2 separate regions of the Mus musculus genome follow, and region 2 is linked to region 1. The links are chromatin loops, found by intact Hi-C in ENCODE. Cell type or tissue: heart. All regions are shown on one strand. Each heading gives the region's core, and the rest is flanking DNA. Links, peaks and the distances in the headings are about the cores only.

What was found. A loop is a pair of places that touch in the nucleus more often than their neighbours do. Peaks named below come from ENCODE experiments on the same cell type or tissue, not always from the same donor. Only the 100,000 strongest peaks of a DNase experiment are listed, where the experiment ranks them.
Region 2: a loop joins it to region 1, with 3 times the contacts of the local background. A loop is called at or near these places in 8 of 42 quality-filtered maps.

What each region holds. Positions count from the first base shown.
Region 1 is chr11:69,871,984-69,881,148 of GRCm38, reverse strand. It overlaps Tmem95 (transmembrane protein 95), which reads left to right and starts at 3,094. Exons shown (of 7, transcript NM_001195710.2): 1 at 3,094-3,302; 2 at 3,553-3,609; 3 at 3,770-3,850; 4 at 3,948-3,968; 5 at 4,108-4,188; 6 at 4,275-4,362; 7 at 4,435-5,095. The coding sequence starts at 3,131. The coding sequence ends at 4,465. It overlaps Kctd11 (potassium channel tetramerisation domain containing 11), which reads left to right and starts at 164. Exons shown (of 1, transcript NM_153143.4): 1 at 164-2,885. The coding sequence starts at 939. The coding sequence ends at 1,637. In heart, for the core only: CTCF peaks have their summits at 4,096 (motif pointing right) and 4,801; DNase peaks (open chromatin) are centred at 1,238, 4,108 and 4,798; H3K4me3 peaks cover 2,406 bases; H3K27ac peaks cover 2,078 bases.
Region 2 is chr11:69,944,780-69,953,944 of GRCm38, reverse strand. It overlaps Slc2a4 (solute carrier family 2 (facilitated glucose transporter), member 4), which reads left to right and starts at 5,755. Exons shown (of 11, transcript NM_009204.2): 1 at 5,755-5,996; 2 at 7,261-7,377; 3 at 7,487-7,659; 4 at 7,752-7,876; 5 at 7,992-8,107; 6 at 8,220-8,382; 7 at 8,489-8,676; 8 at 8,839-8,943; 9 at 9,057-9,158. The coding sequence starts at 5,964. It also overlaps the pseudogene Gm12310. In heart, for the core only: CTCF peaks have their summits at 1,472 (motif pointing left), 2,703 and 4,856 (motif pointing right); DNase peaks (open chromatin) are centred at 5,134, 5,384, 5,734, 6,054 and 3 weaker places; H3K4me3 peaks cover 3,755 bases; H3K27ac peaks cover 3,829 bases; H3K27me3 peaks cover 549 bases.

The DNA of each region.
Region 1 (9,165 bases), core at 627-8,626:
TCATTCCACCCCCGCTCCAGTCGGCCGGTCCAGCCTGTTCGCCCCATCTCTCGCACTGGCAAGGCCGGCTCCCACCCATAGCAGAGCCCGGCCAGCCCACGGGGGCGTAGGGCGGGGCGCTAAGGGGCGGGACTGTCGCTTAAAGGGCCACTGACCGCTGCCCTTAGGCCACTTCCTGGGGGTGGAGAGGACCTCAGTGCCTGCTGCGACAACCCAGGAAGGCGGTAACGCCCGAGCCCTGAGACACTGTTCCCAACAGAGTCCCGGGACACTCTCAGCTCTGACTGCAAGAGCATCGCCTCTCCCAAGCCATACAGAACTGCTGGCTACCGGCTCCTATCAGTTGCGCCTCCATCTTTTGGGACACACGCCCCTAACCCTGGCTGGGCCTCTGAACAGGTCCTCGGAACCCGACGTGGACTCTACAACTACAAAAGCTCAGAAACTCAAACTGATCCTTTCAGCGTCCGACCGGTGCTCACCACCGTCACCTGCTGGTTGAATTTCGGAAACCCACTGTCTGAAGAGTACAGGAGGGAATCGCTGACCACGCACAATCAGAAGCGTCTGGACCAAAAGCTCCCTGATCCTGTCTGGCTGCCGTCTGTTCCTTTCATCGGTTCTTTCATCCTCTCGGGGATTTTTGTGTCCTGAAGCCCCCAACCACCACCAAAGTAGCTTGGGTGAGCTACAAACTTTACTGTCTTGTTCTCCAACCTCTGCCTCCAACTTAGCAAGTCTGAACGTTACCACCCAATTCTTTCCAAACCCCCAAATATCTGCTTTTTCCTTCTCCTTGCCTGTCTCTTATATTACCCAAAATTTCCCCCCCTCCTGTGTCCTCTTTACCCCCTTCCTTTGGGGGTCCCGTGACCCTAAATGTGGGGGGAACACTATATTCCACTACACTGGAGACCCTGACTCGCTTCCCAGATTCCATGCTGGGGGCCATGTTTAGGGCTGACACCCTAATGCCAGCCAACCTTAACCCGCAAGGAGATGGCCATTACTTCATCGACAGGGATGGCAAGGCTTTCCGGCACATCCTCAATTTTTTGCGGCTAGGCCGTCTGGACCTGCCCCGTGGGTACGGAGAAACTGCCCTTCTTAAGGCAGAGGCTGACTTCTACCAGATCCGGCCCCTCCTGGATGCCCTGCGGGAATTGGAAGCCTCTCGGGGTACACCTGCATCCACAGCCGCCCTACTCCATGCAGATGTAGATGTCAGCCCCCGCCAGGTGCACTTCTCCGCTCGAAGGGGCCCCCACCACTATGAGCTGAGCTCTGTCCAGGTGGACACCTTCCGAGCCAACCTCTTCTGCACTGACCCTGAGTGTCTGGCTGCCATGCGCAACAGATTTGGTGTGGCCATTGGGGACAGGGCAGAAGGAGGTCCACATTTTCGGCTAGAGTGGGCCTCCCGCCCCCAGGAACTCCCTGAAGTAGAGTATCAAAGACTGGGGCTGCAGCCACTGTGGACTGGGGGGCCAGAAGATCGTCGGGAGGTAGCGAACACGCCTACATTCCTGGAGGAGGTGCTACGGGTGGCTCTGGAACATGGCTTCCGCCTGGACTCTGTCTTCCCAGACCCTGAAGACCTTCTGAACTCTAGATCCTTGCGCTTTGTGCGCCACTGAGGGTGCTGCCCTCCACTTGACTGCAGAGGAGGGGGATGAGTCAGCCAAGGGGCCTGTGGCTCTTCTAAAACCTCTTTCTAGTACTGGTGTGGTAGCTATGAAAGTCAGGGATTCCACCATACCTGGCCAGAGCCTAGAGCTGGGGTTCCCAGATCGAGCTGCCCCCTTCCACCCCACAAGACTCACGAATGGTCCAGAAGGTCTACGCGGGGGCTTATCCTGGGAAAGCATCGTGGATTCTCTAGCCTGTTTTTGCTTGAGGATGGGTCCTCTGTATTCAGAAGTGTGGCAAAGTAAGATAGCACCTCTTTGCCCAGGCTAAACCTAGCAGAGCTCTGGCGGGTTGAGCACTAGGTGGGAGGACTTTGACTTATCAAATGTAACCTGCTCCCTAGACTGTGGTTTCCTTTACTGGAGCTGACATCTTATCCTACAGTAACCATTAAGAGGCCAGGACTCTCTGGGAGGTTTCTTTACTATGTTCCAAGCCACCTATTGTGGGACACTCCATCCTAGGGTGACATAGGGAGCAAGGAGAACCTCCATCAACACGGGGGCTAGAGCTCCCTTCTGGAATTCCAGAGGATCCTGTATGGAAGTGGGGCTGGACCATGGTGTCCAGAGGCCTCTTTCATGTGTGTGCGCCTGCCAGTCAATAGATCTGATGCTGCCTGGCTCCCTGCTGTCTTGGTTCCCATCAGTGTTGCTGACTCCTGTGCTTGTGTATTGGTCCTTCTGTGATCTTGGCCTGTCCAGGCCTGTTTGGGGTTGCTTAGAAACTCTCCAGGCTCAGGTACTTCTGTGGTATGTGTAAAAGCAGATTCAGATTTAGTTTAATCATAGGGTGTGTGTGTATGTGTGTGTGTGTGTGTGTGTGTGTTTGCATGTGTGTTTATGCCTGCGCTGCCACGTAGGCAGGAGGGCCTTGTTTGAGTTTGAGTCACACTAGGCCCTTCCTATGAGAGGTAAAAGCCTCTGGGCTTAGCTGGGCCTCTGAGACCTCTGGGAGCTCTTGGTTGCTGAGACAACCATGAGCCTGTTGCTAGGAAATAGCTGGGTAAGGAAGGCCTAAGGCTGTCCTGGGCAGCCAGGAGCTAGAGTTGGGAGAGTCGGGGAGGGTGTGGGAAGGATAGCATTTCTGGGTTCCTGGGCGGATGGGATACACACATAAACATGGTCATCATTGGGTGGAGTCATTCATCTATCACTGTGACTTACAAGAAGAAAAATAAATTGCTTTCAGAACCATGACGTGTAAAGGCCACTATCCCCTTGCAACAGAAACCCTGATTTATCCGTCCTAGAGATACGTTTTAGCCTCCAGTTCTTGGGGGCCCAGGGGTGGCTCTACCGGAGCCGAGGGGTAAGACAATGGCATTGTTCTGGATCAGTCTAGAACCTCCGACATGAAGGGTCAGAATCTGGATCTCAGAGAATTCTGACTCTTCCCTGGTCTGAGGGGGTCCAACTCCTTCCATACCCCAGCAGGCTTCATGTGGGTGCTGGCTCTGGGTGGGGCTTTCTTGGCCGTGGCCAAGGCTTGTATCTTCTGTCGTCTCCAAGATCATGCCTTGGCAAACCGCCTGGCTCAGCTCAATAACCAGACGAAGCCGAAGTGGAAATGGAAGGAATGGGCTTCCCCAGATTTCTCGGCCTTTGCCTTAGGTAATATCAGATATGCAAGGTTAGCTCAGCAATAGTCACCACTGGATCCTAAGGGGGCTGGCGCCCGAGCTCCTAGCTGTGCATCTCAGCCATTGCTTCAGTCCATAGCCCTTTCTGGACACACTAGCCTCTCTCTCTCTTTGGAAGAACTCTGTGCCCTAGGAAATAGGAAAACAAAAAAACAAAAGACAACACAAAACCCCCCAAAACTCTAGAGCCTACTCTAGCTCCTTCTTGTCCATCTCCACAGATGAGGTCTCAATGAAGCAAGTCACAGAGAAAACTCACCGAGTCCTGAGAGTCATAGGTGAGGTCTGGAGAAAACGGACACTTTGAGACTTAGGAAGACCCAAGACGAGACGGGATATGGGGGGAGGGGAGGTGAAGAGAGGGACCGATCTGGGAGGGGGCCTGGAAGGCAGCTCCGATGAGGTCTAGGGCAATATAGCTGTGCTGTGCCTCTCCAGAGAAAAAAGGATCCACCTCCTTGATTCCATTATACTGGCAATGGCTTCAGAAGACCAGGATCCCCCAGTACACCAGGGAAGGTATTGATGGGGAGGGTACCAAGGAGACGCCTAGGATTTGTAGCCCCGTGGGGCATGACTGAACAAGTCAGCCACTGCTCCTTGCTTTTCATTGCAGCTCTTTGTGCTCCTGTCTGCCGTGAGTAAAAGAAAAGGCCGTGGAGCCCCCTGGGGAGCGAAGAGAGTAGGGCGACGGCCTGAGGAGCTTGGGCGGCTGGGAGGAAGGGGTTGGAGGCGGTGGCTTCGCTTGCCAGCGCTGCTCCTATTGTCTCCTGCAGGGGGCAGCACCATCCTGTACAACTGCTCCACCTGCGAGGGCAAGGAGGAGTCTTGTTGGCCCCAAAAGCACTGCTACCCAGGTTCTTTAATCCTCACCCTCCTAAGGCCCCCTAGGTTCCCTGGTGTGATCCACAGGATCATCCACGGTCTCCTGGGTTCCTTGCAGACAGTCACGATCTGTGGGACGCTAGGATTCTGCTCCTATGTATCTTCGGAATTGTCCTGCTTTCGGGTGTTGTGAGCCTCCAAGTGGAGTGAGTTGTGGGGATCTTCCCAACCCCCTTCCCTGATTCTCTTCAGGCCTCCCATCCTCTGTCTCCTTTCAGGTACCTGAACCTGCAAGCAAAAGACTTGTGAAGAGGAGGACAGCTTTTCCAGCCCCAGCTCTAAGAAATCTGTGCCCACAATTTCCACATCCCTTAGGGTGGGAACACTTTTTAGACCCAGCCCCAAAGCCTCAGTCTTTCAGACCCTAAACCTCAGACTTCTGCTATCAATATTCGTGTCAGATGGCCTCCAGGAACCCAAGCACCCACAGCTGGAAAGTCCCTCCCTTTCTGTGTTCCACCAATCAAACAGAGCAGCAGATGATGCCAGGAAATTATCTACAGAAGGAAAGAATCGCTTACCACCACCACTCCCACATCCCCTCTGTCCATTCCCGGAAAGCGGGGGACTGTTGGCCTGTAGATGTTGCTCTAGGCCCTCCAATGACTGATCCGGAATCCGGGAATGAGGGTTCTGGAAAACTCTCTCCCTCTGGGGTGAGACCACATCAGTCAACCCGCTGGCATACAGTCCCTCCATTGTATTAATATTGTGCAGCCTGGACCTCCCCCTCCTTCTGGGCCTGTGTAAATCTGCTGTGTGATGCTTTCCATTCCTGTCTGACTCCATCTGCAACTTGGGCAGGCAGATGGGATGGGAATTCTTAGGAATTCTTGTTAGAGGTGCCCCCCCCCCAATAGATATTTAGCAATGTCTGGAGTCAGTTTTGTTTTAATTGGAGGAATGTGTGGCTGGCGCTAGTGGGTGGAGACCAAGGCAGCTTGCTAGACATCCTGGGACACACAGGAAAATCCTGTCCTAATGTCAACAATTTATGGTGGAGGAATTCTGGTGGTACCGGTCTTCTCTGTATTGGGGGCTTGGGGTTTGGATGACAGGAGATGGAAAATGAAGACATAAGTTCTCGTGGGAGCACTGGGAGCTTTTCATATGGGATCCCAGCCTCCATCTACTTTTCAAACTGGGTGTCCGGAGGGCACACTTGGAGTGGCTTGGACAGCCTCTAAACAGCCTGCTTGTGTCCCCCCCCCCCCCCGGGTGAGTAAAATCGTCCCATGTGAAGCCTTGGTTAGTATGATGCATCCACAACCTGGTTAGAACCACTGGGGTCAACATGCCTTTCCTCTTTAACTTTTGAGATAGGGTTCCTTTGTGAGTCAGGGTTTCTCTGTGTAACAGTCTTGGCTGTCCTGGAACTCACTTCGTAGACCAAGTTGGCCTCAAACTCACAGAGATATCTGCCTGCCTCTGCCTCTAGAGGTGCTGGGATTAAAATTGGGGGCCAGCTCCAAATTTTGTTTTTGAATGTTGTTTAGTGTGTGTGTGTAAGCTTCTGTAGACCACAGCATATGTGTGGGGATCAGAGAACAATGTGCAGAAATCACGTCTCTCTACCTCCACGAGGGTCTTGGACTGAACTCAGATCTTCGGGCTTGGTGGCTGTGATGGTTTGTATATTTTTGGACCAGGGAGTGGCACCATTTGGAGGTGTGGCCTTGTTGGAATAGGTGTGACCTGGTTGGAGTAGGTGTGTCACTGTGGGTGTGGGCTTAAGACTCTCACCCCAGTTGCCTGGAAGTCAGTCTTCCACTAGCAGCCTTTGGATGAAGACGTAGAACTCTCAGCTCTGCCTGCGCCATGACAGCCTGGATGCTGCCATGCTCCCACCTTGATGATAATGGACCTGTAAGCCAGCCCCAATTAAATGTTGTTTCTTATAAGACTTGCCTTGGTCATGGTGTCTGTTCACAGCAGTAAAACCCTAACTAATACAGTGGCAAAGGTCCCTAACTGGCTGAGCCATCCCTATAGCCCATTGTTCTTGTTTTTGAGACAGGTTCTTGTCAGCTTAGCCTGGCCTTCAGCTTGCTATAAGGCCAGAGATGTTTTTGAGCCTCTGACTTTCCTGTCTCTGCCTCCCAAGAGCTGGGATTGTGGGCATGCGCCCCCCTCCCCCAATCTTGCCCTCACATTCTAGACAATCCTTTTATTCTATACACGAAGATACAAGAGCCAGAGGTCACACGAGAGCGCAAACGTGTCCAAGATCATAGGGAAACCTATCTTTCATTTGGCAACAGTGAATGCCCACTAATTAACAGGGAGCATCACCGCCCAAAAGGGAATAAGTAACCCCTGGATGTCCTGATCTCAGAGGTGGCGCTGCTCTGTCCTGGATGGAAGCTGCCCTGTCTGCTCCTTGGCTCAGCCTCACTTTCCAGGATCAACACTTTACAGTTGTTCCTGATCTCCTGCTCCAGTGTTCATAGGTCAACAATACCACCCACCATTAAAGGACTTGTCTGCCCCTTCTCCTGTGGTGACCTCCAGCCCACCACAAACCTCTTAGAGTGGACGTTAGGCTCCCAGGTGCTCCACTTGGCTGCAAATGCCCCTCTTGAACCCAAGTCAGTCTCAATGGTTACACGGTCCTCCTGAGGCTGCACATCTCTCACTGCATTTGATGAGCTTAGGTTTTGGAGTTAAGCTGCCTGACTTCAAACCCTTGGTCTGCTCTGACCAGCCCCGGGAAAGACATTTATACACATAAAATGAAAACAATAGGGCTGGTGAGATGGCTCAGTGGTTAAGAGCACTGACTGCTCTACCGAAGGTCCTGAGTTCAAATCCCAGCAACCACATGGTGGCTCACAACCATCTGTAAAAAGATATGACTCCCTCTTCTGGTGTGTCTGAAGACAGCTACAGTGTACTTACATATAATAAATAAATAAATCTTTAAAAAAAAAAGAAAACATTAAAAAAATAAAACAATTATAATATGTACTTTTATTATATGTTAAGAAAAAGTTACCTAGTAAGCTGTGGCATGCCTAACTTGTCTTGACTTCAAAAATGTTAAAATGTCAAAGTGAGCTCCAGGACAGCCAGGGTTATACAGAGAAACCCTGTCTTGGAAAACAAACAAACAAACAAACAAACAAAAAGAATTTTAAAAAATTATCTGCTTTTTGTTGTTCTTGATGTTTTGTTTTTGTTTTTTAAAGATTTATTTATTTTATGTAAATACACTATCTTCATCTTCAGACACACCAGAATAGGGCACTGGATCCCATTATAGATGGTTGTGAACCACCATGTGGTTGCTGGGAATTGAACTCAGGTCCTCTGGAAGAGCAATCAGTGCTCTTAACTGCTGAGCCACCTCTCCAGCCTGATGTTTTTGTTTTTTGAGATGGGTTTTCTGTGTAGCACTGGCTGTTCTGGAACTCACTCTGTTGATCTGGCTGGCCTCAGAACTCAGAGTTCCACCCACCTCTGCATCCTCAGTGCTGAGAGTAAAGGCACCACCACTGCCCAGAAAATTATCTGCTTTTACACAATAAGAAGGTAGCTGTGTATAGTGGCTCATGCTAAAACCCAATACTCGGGACTCGGAGGCTGGAGAGTCAGGTTAAGGTCATTGGTTGCACATGAAGCTCAAGGCCAACCCAGACTCCAAGAGACCCTGTTTTCAAAAGCAAAACAAAGCAGGGTCTAGAGAAATGGCTCAACGGTTAACACTTGCTGCTCTCACAGGACCTGAGCTTGGTTCCTAGCACTCATCTGTAACCACAGTGTCAGGGGATCCATATCTCCTCTGACATCTGCAAGATTCCTGTATGCGTACAGTACACATGTGCACACACATATATAAAGTAAAACAAACAATGTAAAAGGCAAAAGGCTTGTGTGTGTGTGTGTGTGTGTGTGGTATTTATTAAAGCTATTGGAAATATTGTATGCTAATAAGATATCCGACCTGAGGGGTGGGGGTGTGAATCAGTAGAGAAAACAGGGCAGAAGCCACAGGCAGAGACTAAGCTTTTTGGAATAGACTGAATCTGCTGGTTTTGCTGACCACCTTCTTTGTGGGGACAGAACAGGCCTGCCCCAAGGCCTGCTGGGAGCAAACAAATCCAGAGGGGACATTCTCTGTTCACACAACAGTGGATGGTGCAGAATGGTTTCTAGTGCTCAACTCCTGCCAGCATCAGAGCGAGCTCAGACTGCCCCATTAAGGCTTTGATGGCCTCACTGGGTCCAAAGCGGCTTGCAGTTGTGTGTCTGCCAAGCAAGGCCCTAAAGTGTCTTTGATGATGTGGACACCTTCCCGGGGAGAGGCTTTCTGAGTGACATCAGCCTTAGTCATGGCTGTAGTCAGCCAGCCTGGTCACGATGGACACCAGAGGAGAATCTAACTTGGTGGTCTTTGTTTTTTTTAACCTCTCTAGATCATGTTCTTCCTAGGGAGCTGCTACAGAAAGGGTCTGTGATCTCTATTTCCACCATGCCTGGCACATAGTTAAAACCCGAGAGGCATCCTTGATGATGGCTCCAGCCTTTCTCTGGCTCTGGGCAACTCATGAGCAGGCTGCACAGGAGGCCATGTTGCTTTTCTTGTGTGTGTGTGTGCACATGCTCATATGTATATGTGGATACACATGCATGTATAGAGGTCAGTGAGTCACCCTTGTGTGTCCTTCTGTACAGCTGTCTACTTTGTTTCTGATACTATGCTCTGTGTGATACCAGGAAGGCACACATGTACCTCAGGGAGCTCATGAAGGCCAGAGGAGGACCTTCAGAAGTCAGTTCTCCCTTCTGTCTTGTTGAGACAGGTCTCTCTTGTTGTTTGCCACCCTGCCAGCTCTAGGGTAGCTGACGTCTAAGCTCCAGGTGGATTCCCCTATCTCTGACTTCCTTTCCACGGTACAGGTGCTGGGTTTTTACATGGGTCCCAGGGGTCAAACGGAGTCATTTGAGTC
Region 2 (9,165 bases), core at 851-8,850, 73 kb before region 1:
CACGAGAGGACCGAGGGGAGGAGGGATCATTTCCAGAGTGGATCTGATGATGTCTCACCTCCCACCAAGAACTGGAGAGGAAGTGAACCTGTATAATGATCGGGAGCTGGAGGCAGGCCAGCATTCCCTGGATTCCTCCTGCAGTCCAGTCTCTTGCCTCCTTACCTAGAAACAGAGGGTTAGAAAATGAATGTCTGCGAGGATTAGCTTCCTGAGATAAGGAGCAGAGATCGGGAAAAGCTACAATAGGCTCCAAGATAAAGCAGCTGAGGACCTCGGTAAAAGATTAACACACACTCACACACACTCACACACACACACACATGTCGGCCCCCTTCCCTTTATTTTCCATTCTTGATTAGTCATCCTCTCCTCCAAATACCCCGCCCTCTTTATACCTTCTGAACCATCTAGGTCTCCAACGCTAAAAAAAAAAAAAAAAAAAAAAGAGGCTGGAGTTTCAGGCTGGCCTTGTGCTGGCTGCATAGCCTAGAGTGACTTTCAGTTCCTTGCTCTGGGATTAGAGACCTGTGCTACCACACCCATGGTTTATAACGCTGAGGATCCAACCCAGAACTTCACGTGTGCGAGGCAAGCAGTCTATATTTGAACTACGTCCCCAGCACCTCTCCACAATCCCACAATCTTTCATATTTGTGTGTGTGTGTGTGTGTGTGTGTGTGTGTGTGTGTGTGTGTTGGAGTGTAAGGGCAAGCACACATGGCCAAAGATCTTTTCTGCTACCTTGTGGGACAAAATGATTTAACCCAGGTTTTCAGGTCTACACACAAGTGCCGCTCTGCCCTCTGAGCTAGCTCATAGTTTGTTTGTTTGTTTATTATAATGTATTCATTTACTTTGTGTGCACATGTCAGGAGACAACCTTATGACAGTCAGTTCTCTTCTTCCAGCATAGGTCCTTGGGACTGAAGTCAGGTTGTCATGTTTGATGGCAAGGATATTCCTTAGAAGCCATTTTGCCAGCCCTCACTTTTTTCCCTCCTTTGATTTTTCAGGACAGGGTTTCTCAGTGTGGCCCCGGTTGTGCTGGAACTCTCTCTGTAGACCAGGCTCACCTCAAATTCAGAGATCATCTGCCTCTGCTCCCAGAGAGCTGGGATTAAAGGCGCTGTGACTCCACCACCTGACTTTGTTTTTTTGACAGAGTCTCACTATGTAGCCCTGTTGGCTTGAAACTGGCTATGTAGAGCAGGCTGGCCTCCTAGAAGTCCACATGCCTCTGTATCCCTAGTGTTAGGATTAAAAGTGAGCACCATCATACCCAGCCTCTGCACTCCTTAAACGATCTGATTCCACTTTCTATGCATTTAAACACCTAGGCTTGGAGAGCTGGAGATAGCTTAGCACTTAATGCTTACTGCTCTTCCAGAGGACCCAGGCTCACTTTCCAATACCTACACATCAAGCAACCCACAACAGCTTGTAACTCCAGTTCTAGGGGATATGATGCCCTCTTCTGGTCTCTGCTGGCACTAGCTTCCCTGCCCCTCACCTCCACTCTCCACCCATACACACTAAAATAAAATAAAAACCACCTAGGATACCTGAGAAACCTCAAAATGAGAGCAGAATAAACCATGGCAGGATGGTACCTAGGGACCTAGGACACCAGCATCCAGCCCTGTAACCATCTGCCACACTACTTTCACCTCTGTCGAGCCTGTCTGCCTCTCTAACCCTCTTTTCTGTTCTTCTCTCCGTGCCATTGCCCTTTGATGGTATCCCAGCATTCCCACATCTCTCTCCCTTCACACTCAGTCCCCCTCCCGCTCATCAATCTCCTCACTTACTTTCTGGTTATAAATTATTATTGCCCCATCTACAATGTCCACCATAAGCAGCGGGCAGACATTCATTCATTAACTCAGCAAATAGCTAGGATACCCTGCTCTAAGTTGGATGCATGAATAAGATGCCCATCTGCCCCTGAGATAGAATTAGAGAGAGAAGAAATGAAAAGGAATGGACTCTAACAGAGAACATTTGCTATTTTCAAGAAAGGCCAAGAAGTCTTCTCCGAGGAGGGAAGTCTTGCTTTTTTTAAATTATATTTTGTTAATTAGCCTTTTTATTGTTCTCTCTCTCTGTCTCTCTCTGTCTCTCTCTCTGTCTCTCTGTCTCTCTCTCTCTAATTGAAGGTCCCTTACTGGTCCTGCTTCCATGAATGGTCAAGGTCAAGGGAAAGGGGAGGGCAGTCAGCTACTGCAGGGAGCATCATTTCCACATTTCATTTACACACAGAACTAAACAGACAAGCATAGAGTCACCAACCAGTGTGGTTAGAGGTTGGCACCATGGGATGGGGAGAAATGAGTTGTAGGGCTGTCATTTAAAAAAACATACAGGCTCTCCCCAAACTGGGTGCCTAGGACAGGACTTGGTCTGCTTCAACCCAAGAGGAATCAGAGGATCAAAAGCAGCTTGGGAAGGCCAGACCCCTCAGGGATGGAGGGAGGAGGAAGTACAGGGGGTGGGATGGAGGGACATTTGGCAAGTGGGGTGAAGGGATTGTTCTCCCCTGCTGGGATCCCCCCACCCCCACCCCTCTGATCTGGCAGGAAAGGGGTAGCCTGCAACACCCAAGAGCAGGTCCAGGGCTGTTAGATGCTCCAGGCAGGGGCTGGAGGAGCCTCTCAAAGGCTTGCCCTCCAGGAAGATGACCACAGCGCCACCTAGTTTCTCTACCAGGGTTCAGGGGGCCTTGATGTCCTCGTAGCAGTTAGCTTGTAATTCATGTTTTATTCCTGTCAGCTTCTTGATGGCATCCTTGAAGCTGGCACAGATTATTTTGCTTTTAAGGGATGCACTCTGAGGGGCCCAGAAGATAACAGCAGGTTGGTCCTCTGTCTTGCTCTCCTTGGTTGCATCCTAGAGAGTGTAGTGACGGTCAGTCCTTGTCTGGCAGCATCCTGACAGAAGTGGTGTAGGAGGACTCACCCACAGTCTGCCCTACATCTGCTTCCAAGACTTGCCCTCCTCCAGGATGATGTCCTTCCTTTCCTCACTCAGGCAGAAGAGCACCACCCTCTTGCATTGCTTCATTTCTTCTGGCCTTGAGGATTTGTGAATTTTCATGTCACTGAATACCTTGATGACACCATCAGAGACGGTCACACCAGAGGCCATGTTTCCAGAAGCAAAAGGGAAACAGAGAGCTACAGGAGAACTAAGCCTCTACAACTGCTGCCAGGATCTGATTGAACCTTTAAAATTATTTTTATTTTCTTTAGATTTATTTATTTTATTTTATTTGGGTGTTTTACTTGCATGCATATTTGTGTGCCACATGTATACTCAAGGGGGTCAGAAGAGAATGTCAGATCACCTGAAACTGGAGTTGCAGTTGGTTGTGAGTCACCATGTAGATGCTGGGAGTTTAACCTGGGTCCTCTGCAACAGGCTTCCTTAACCACTGCGCCACCTCTCCATCCCCGAGAGCCTTGCTTTGGAGGATGAATAGGCATTCTCTGGTATTCCAGACTGCAGGGACAGGTAAATGCACCAAGTGTAATCCCAGGCCTCATGAGGCTAAGGCCAAAGTATCACAAATTCAAGGTCAGACTAGCTGACATATAAGTTCTAGGCCAGTAGGAAGAGGGAAAGAGGGGCAGGAAGGATAAAAAAGGGAGGAGAGGAAGGAAGAAGAGGATGAAGAGGAAGAAGAGGATGGGTAGAGGCAAGAAAGGAGACAGTTAAGGGGAAGATCTGGGTAGGAGAATCCAAACTTGATCACAGGACAAGAAAAAGACAGTGACTCTAGGCAGGAATTAACCTCAGATCTACAGTCCCAACACTCTGGGTAGAACAGCAACTTCGAGGCCAGTGTGTAATATATAGTGAGTTCCACGTCAGTTTCAGGTACTGCAAGACTGTCTCAAAAACAAAACAAAAGGGATGTGCTTTGAAAATTGTAATCTACCCTCCTGTTTTTGTTGTGTTCGGCTTAGGTGTTTTGTTTTGTTTTGAAACCTTGGCTGTTCTGGAACTCACTCTGTAAACCAGGCTGGCCTTGGGGTTAGAGATGTGCCCCACCACCCCTGGACATTCTTCTCTCTTTTTATTTTTAATTATTTTTTTAAAGATTTATTTATTTATTATATGTAAGTACACTGTAGCTGTCTTCAGACACTCCAGAAGAGGGAGTCAGATCTCGTTACGGATGGTTGTGAACCACCATGTGGTTGCTGGGATTTGAACTCTGGACCTTTGGAAGAGCAGTCAGATGCTCTTACCCACTGAGCCATCTCACCAGCCCCTAATTATTATTTTTTATGTGAATGGGCATTTTGCCTGCATATATGTCTGTGTACCACATGTGTACCTGGGGCCAGTGGAAGCCAGAAAAGGGTGTTGGAGCCCCTGGAACTGAAGTTACAGATGGTTGTAGCTTCCACATGTGTGCTGGGAATCAAACCTGATTCTGGAAGAGCAGTCAATGCTTTTATCTGCTGAGCCATCTTTCTTGCCCCTCCACCCTCCTCTTCAGGGAAGAGGAGAAGCAAGAAAAGCAGTCATGACAGGATAGTCCAGAATAAAGTGGTAGTGGTACGGATGAAGAAAACCAATGTGCAAGAGAAGTCAAAACACCAACATTGAGAAGACACCATGAAAGTGACTGGTTAGCTCCTTGGGAAAAGGAACTTGAAGGAGGTCCATACTTGTACGTGTTCGTCATATAAACGGTACCATTCTGGCGGCAGCTAGACTCAGGTCTGGCGTTCCATAGAGGGCTGGGTTGTAGGTTATTGAGCTCTCAGGGGAAGGGTTAATAGAAGAGAGCCACCCCAGAAGTTAGCTACCCTGGTGCAATCCACTAAGGTTCCTCGCTCTCCCTCTAGGTGGCGCCAGAAGCCTTGCACTTCTCTTGGGCCTTTTTCTGAATTGAGCTCTCTCTCCACATTCTTCGCCAGCTCTCTCCCTGGACGTGCTTAGGTCGTGCCCTCTCAGCTGTAGACCCAAAACAGTAGCTGACTCTGGAAAGCTTGTCGCCCACGCGGCCAGCACATGCCTGGAGGCTCAGGGACTTCAGGGAGGGTGGTGTGACTGGCGTGAGCACCTGTCCCTTGGGTCCCCTCCAAGAACCAGTGTAGAGACTATGTGGAGGGGATGGGCCAGTAGGCAGCGCGCCGCCCAGAGATGCGTGGAAAGAAAGGACGATCAGGCATGGTCTCCAGATACACTAGGAACGGAAGTTATTGGTCCCTTGGATCATCTCCTCGTGGGAAGCGTGTCGCGGACCCTTTAAGGCTCCATCTCCTTTGCCCTCCCCCGCCTGGGACAGGCTGGGACACCCGGGACCTGACATTTGGCGGAGCCTAACGTGGGAACTAAAAATAGCCACTCCGGGTTACTTCGGGGCATACACACATACACACACACACACACACACACACACGCGGGCTCTATGTCATCCTGCTGGAGTTACCCCGTACCCTGGCAAGTACATGTAGCCCATACCCTCCTCTTCGACCTTTCAGGGGGACCAGCTGCACTCAATTCTTTCAGAAATTTCGCAGTCCAAGATTTTGGATGGCGGGAAGAGCCTTTTGTTCCAAGGACCCTACTTTGAAAACTCAGAAGCAGGCGGGAACCTTAGGGGCGTGTCTCCCCAGCCAGCACTAGGGCTAGGGGTGGGGGCGTGGCCTTTTGGGGTGTGCGGGCTCCTGGCCAATGGGTGTTGTGAAGGGCGTGTCCTATGGCGGGGCGGGAGTGGGGAGGTGGCTTCAGCTCTCCGCATCTTTCCCCCTCAAGCGGGTCTCACTAGATCCCGGAGAGCCTTGGTGCTCTCCGGTTCCGTGGGTTGTGGCAGTGAGTCCCACCAGACCCGCCCTTTGCACACGGCTTCCGAACGCCGGGGTCTCGTGCCGGCCAGGCCCGGACCCTATACCCTATTCATTTTTTTCTTATTGCAGCGCCTGAGTCTTTTCTTCTTTTAAAACAAGATGCCGTCGGGTTTCCAGCAGATCGGCTCTGACGTAAGGTTCAGCATACCGGGGCGAATTGGGAAATCTGGTCCAGTTTTTCTTGGGCTGAGTTTGGGGTTGGGGTCAGCTAGGAGGCGGTTCTTGCGCAGGCGCAGGGGTTGGAGATGGGGGGCTGGCTATTTATATTCAGCCTAGACAACCCGTGACTGTCAAATTCCAATCCCGCCAAGAGACAGAGTGGGTCCGAGAGACTCTTTACGCGCCCAGGCTGAGAGACTGGATTCTCGGGAATCCAGAACTTGTCTCCTAGCCTACTGTGCACTGCATGGGGTGACACTCTGCCCACGACTCTATTTGGAATGGTAGATCCAGAGTCTCGCCTTCCCTTCCCGGAGCTGTTCAGATTTACGGTGTTTCTAGGACCCGAGCACTTCGGGGGCCCCACCCCCACTGCTGGCTGTCTTCCAGGAGGCTGAACTTTCTCTCGGCCTTGCGGTGGGTGGAGGGGCAGAGGGGAGTGTCAGCCCCCCCCCCCAGCTCAGGTTTCCTCTTGGAGACAGACTGTGCCGCCAGCAGTAGCCACCACTGCCACCGCCCCTCACACCACTCACTACCATCCCTCCTCTTCCCCTGGGCATGGCTCTCTCTCCCTGCTAAAATCCCCCCTCACATCCCCGAGTACTTGGTCCCAGTTTAGGAGCTGAGGGTTGGCTAGGCCTAGACCTAAAAGGCTACCCCAAAGCAATGACCCAGACGCCCTTTCTGGACTAGCCATTCTTGGGCCTGTTTACGGCCTACTGGAGCAAGCTGAGAGAACTTCCAGAAGGAAGAGACAAGGGCTAGAGGTGATGTTAAAACATTATTTATATTAGTTTATAAAACAGGCACTGTCTGGGATACTGTTATAGTTGATTTTGATTTTTCAAGTGTTTTCACAGACTGACAGGTAGCCGAGGGAGGCAATATCACCTGACAGAAGAGGAAATCCAGGTTCAGTTTAGAGTGGGGAAGTGACTTACCCAAGGTCACACAAGTCTTGAGTCTGTCTCAAGGTCACAGGGGAATTTTGAGGTCCAGATCCTCAAACTTTTGCCTGTGGTGTGGACACAGAGATCGGTTTTTTCCTACATGCCCAGGTTCCTGTGGCGTTCTGTTTACAGTGAGATCTTTGTACAATTCCTAATATGGCCCACTTTCTCTCATCCAGTATGTTGGATGGAGCCCAGAATCTTCATGCTGCAGCTAGGCCTGGGCCCCTGAAGGAAGTCAAACATGACTCTACATGACATACCTTCCTTTGTTTCTGTCTGTCCAGGATGGGGAACCCCCTCGGCAGCGAGTGACTGGAACACTGGTCCTAGCTGTATTCTCAGCTGTGCTTGGCTCCCTTCAGTTTGGCTATAACATTGGGGTTATCAATGCCCCACAGAAGGTGAGTGACCTACCAGCTGTTGGGGTGTGGTGGGCGGGGTATATCAGGCAGTGGAAAGAGAAAGGTCTCTAGAGTTACTCCCATATTCCCCCCCCTCCCTCGCAACCAGGTGATTGAACAGAGCTACAATGCAACGTGGCTGGGTAGGCAAGGTCCTGGGGGACCGGATTCCATCCCACAAGGCACCCTCACTACGCTCTGGGCTCTCTCCGTGGCCATCTTCTCTGTGGGTGGCATGATCTCTTCCTTTCTCATTGGCATCATTTCTCAATGGTTGGGAAGGTATGGAGCTGGAGGGCAGAGGAGGGGAGGAGTAGGACGGAGGGCCACAGCATGGGTGTCGTGACCAGCCCTCCTCTCTGTGTGCCTGCCAGGAAAAGGGCTATGCTGGCCAACAATGTCTTGGCCGTGTTGGGGGGCGCCCTCATGGGCCTAGCCAATGCCGCGGCCTCCTATGAGATACTCATTCTTGGACGGTTCCTCATTGGCGCCTACTCAGGTACCCACAGGTGCTATGGCTCTACTCTGTGCCTCTGCTCTCCTTAATGTATGTGTATGAGCTTCTATATGGAATATGCAGCTATCCTCGGCTCTCTCTTCTTCCTTCTGCCCAGGGCTAACATCAGGGCTGGTGCCCATGTATGTGGGAGAAATCGCCCCCACTCATCTTCGGGGTGCCTTGGGAACACTCAACCAACTGGCCATCGTCATTGGCATTCTGGTTGCCCAGGTAAAAAGACCTGGCTTTGTGGGGAGCTGGAGTAGGAGTTGGAGAGGACGCCTGCATTTGGGCTGGAAGGAAGAGCAAAGTCACTTTTCCTCTTTCCTGTCTTTTCCTACAGGTGCTGGGCTTGGAGTCTATGCTGGGCACAGCTACCCTGTGGCCACTGCTTCTGGCTCTCACAGTACTCCCTGCTCTCCTGCAGCTGATTCTGCTGCCCTTCTGTCCTGAGAGCCCCAGATACCTCTACATCATCCGGAACCTGGAGGGGCCTGCCCGAAAGAGTGAGCCCTCACCTTGTATCTAGCCCAGGCTCATACCTCCACCCCATCTTGCTAGTAACCGGGCCTCCTCTCGGGTTCCCTAAAGCCTGACATTCCCCTCCCCCAGGTCTAAAGCGCCTGACCGGCTGGGCTGATGTGTCTGACGCACTAGCTGAGCTGAAGGATGAGAAACGGAAGTTGGAGAGAGAGCGTCCAATGTCCTTGCTCCAGCTCCTGGGCAGCCGCACCCACCGGCAGCCTCTGATCATCGCAGTGGTGCTGCAGCTGAGCCAACAGCTCTCAGGCATCAATGCTGTACGTAGAGAGGCCCAGGCAGAGCATGGGTCAGGTACCAGTTTGGGAAAAGGGAGCAAGTCACCGCCTCCATTAGCATTCAGGCTCAGTCTGGTTTGGTGTGGTTAGAATAAAGGAGCAGACATCCCTAGCTCTGCCTCTCCTGTCCCCCCTCACTTCTAGGTTTTCTACTATTCAACCAGCATCTTCGAGTCGGCTGGGGTGGGACAGCCAGCCTACGCCACCATAGGAGCTGGTGTGGTCAATACGGTCTTCACGTTGGTCTCGGTAACTGCTTGCCTGTGGAATGGCCACACCACTGGTGTCATAGCCCTGGGTGCCCTGGGGTTACTCTTTGTCACCAACTGACCGCTGCACACACAACCCCCTCTCCCCCACAGGTGCTCTTAGTAGAACGAGCTGGACGACGGACACTCCATCTGTTGGGCCTGGCCGGCATGTGTGGCTGTGCCATCTTGATGACCGTGGCTCTGCTGCTGCTGGTGAGGC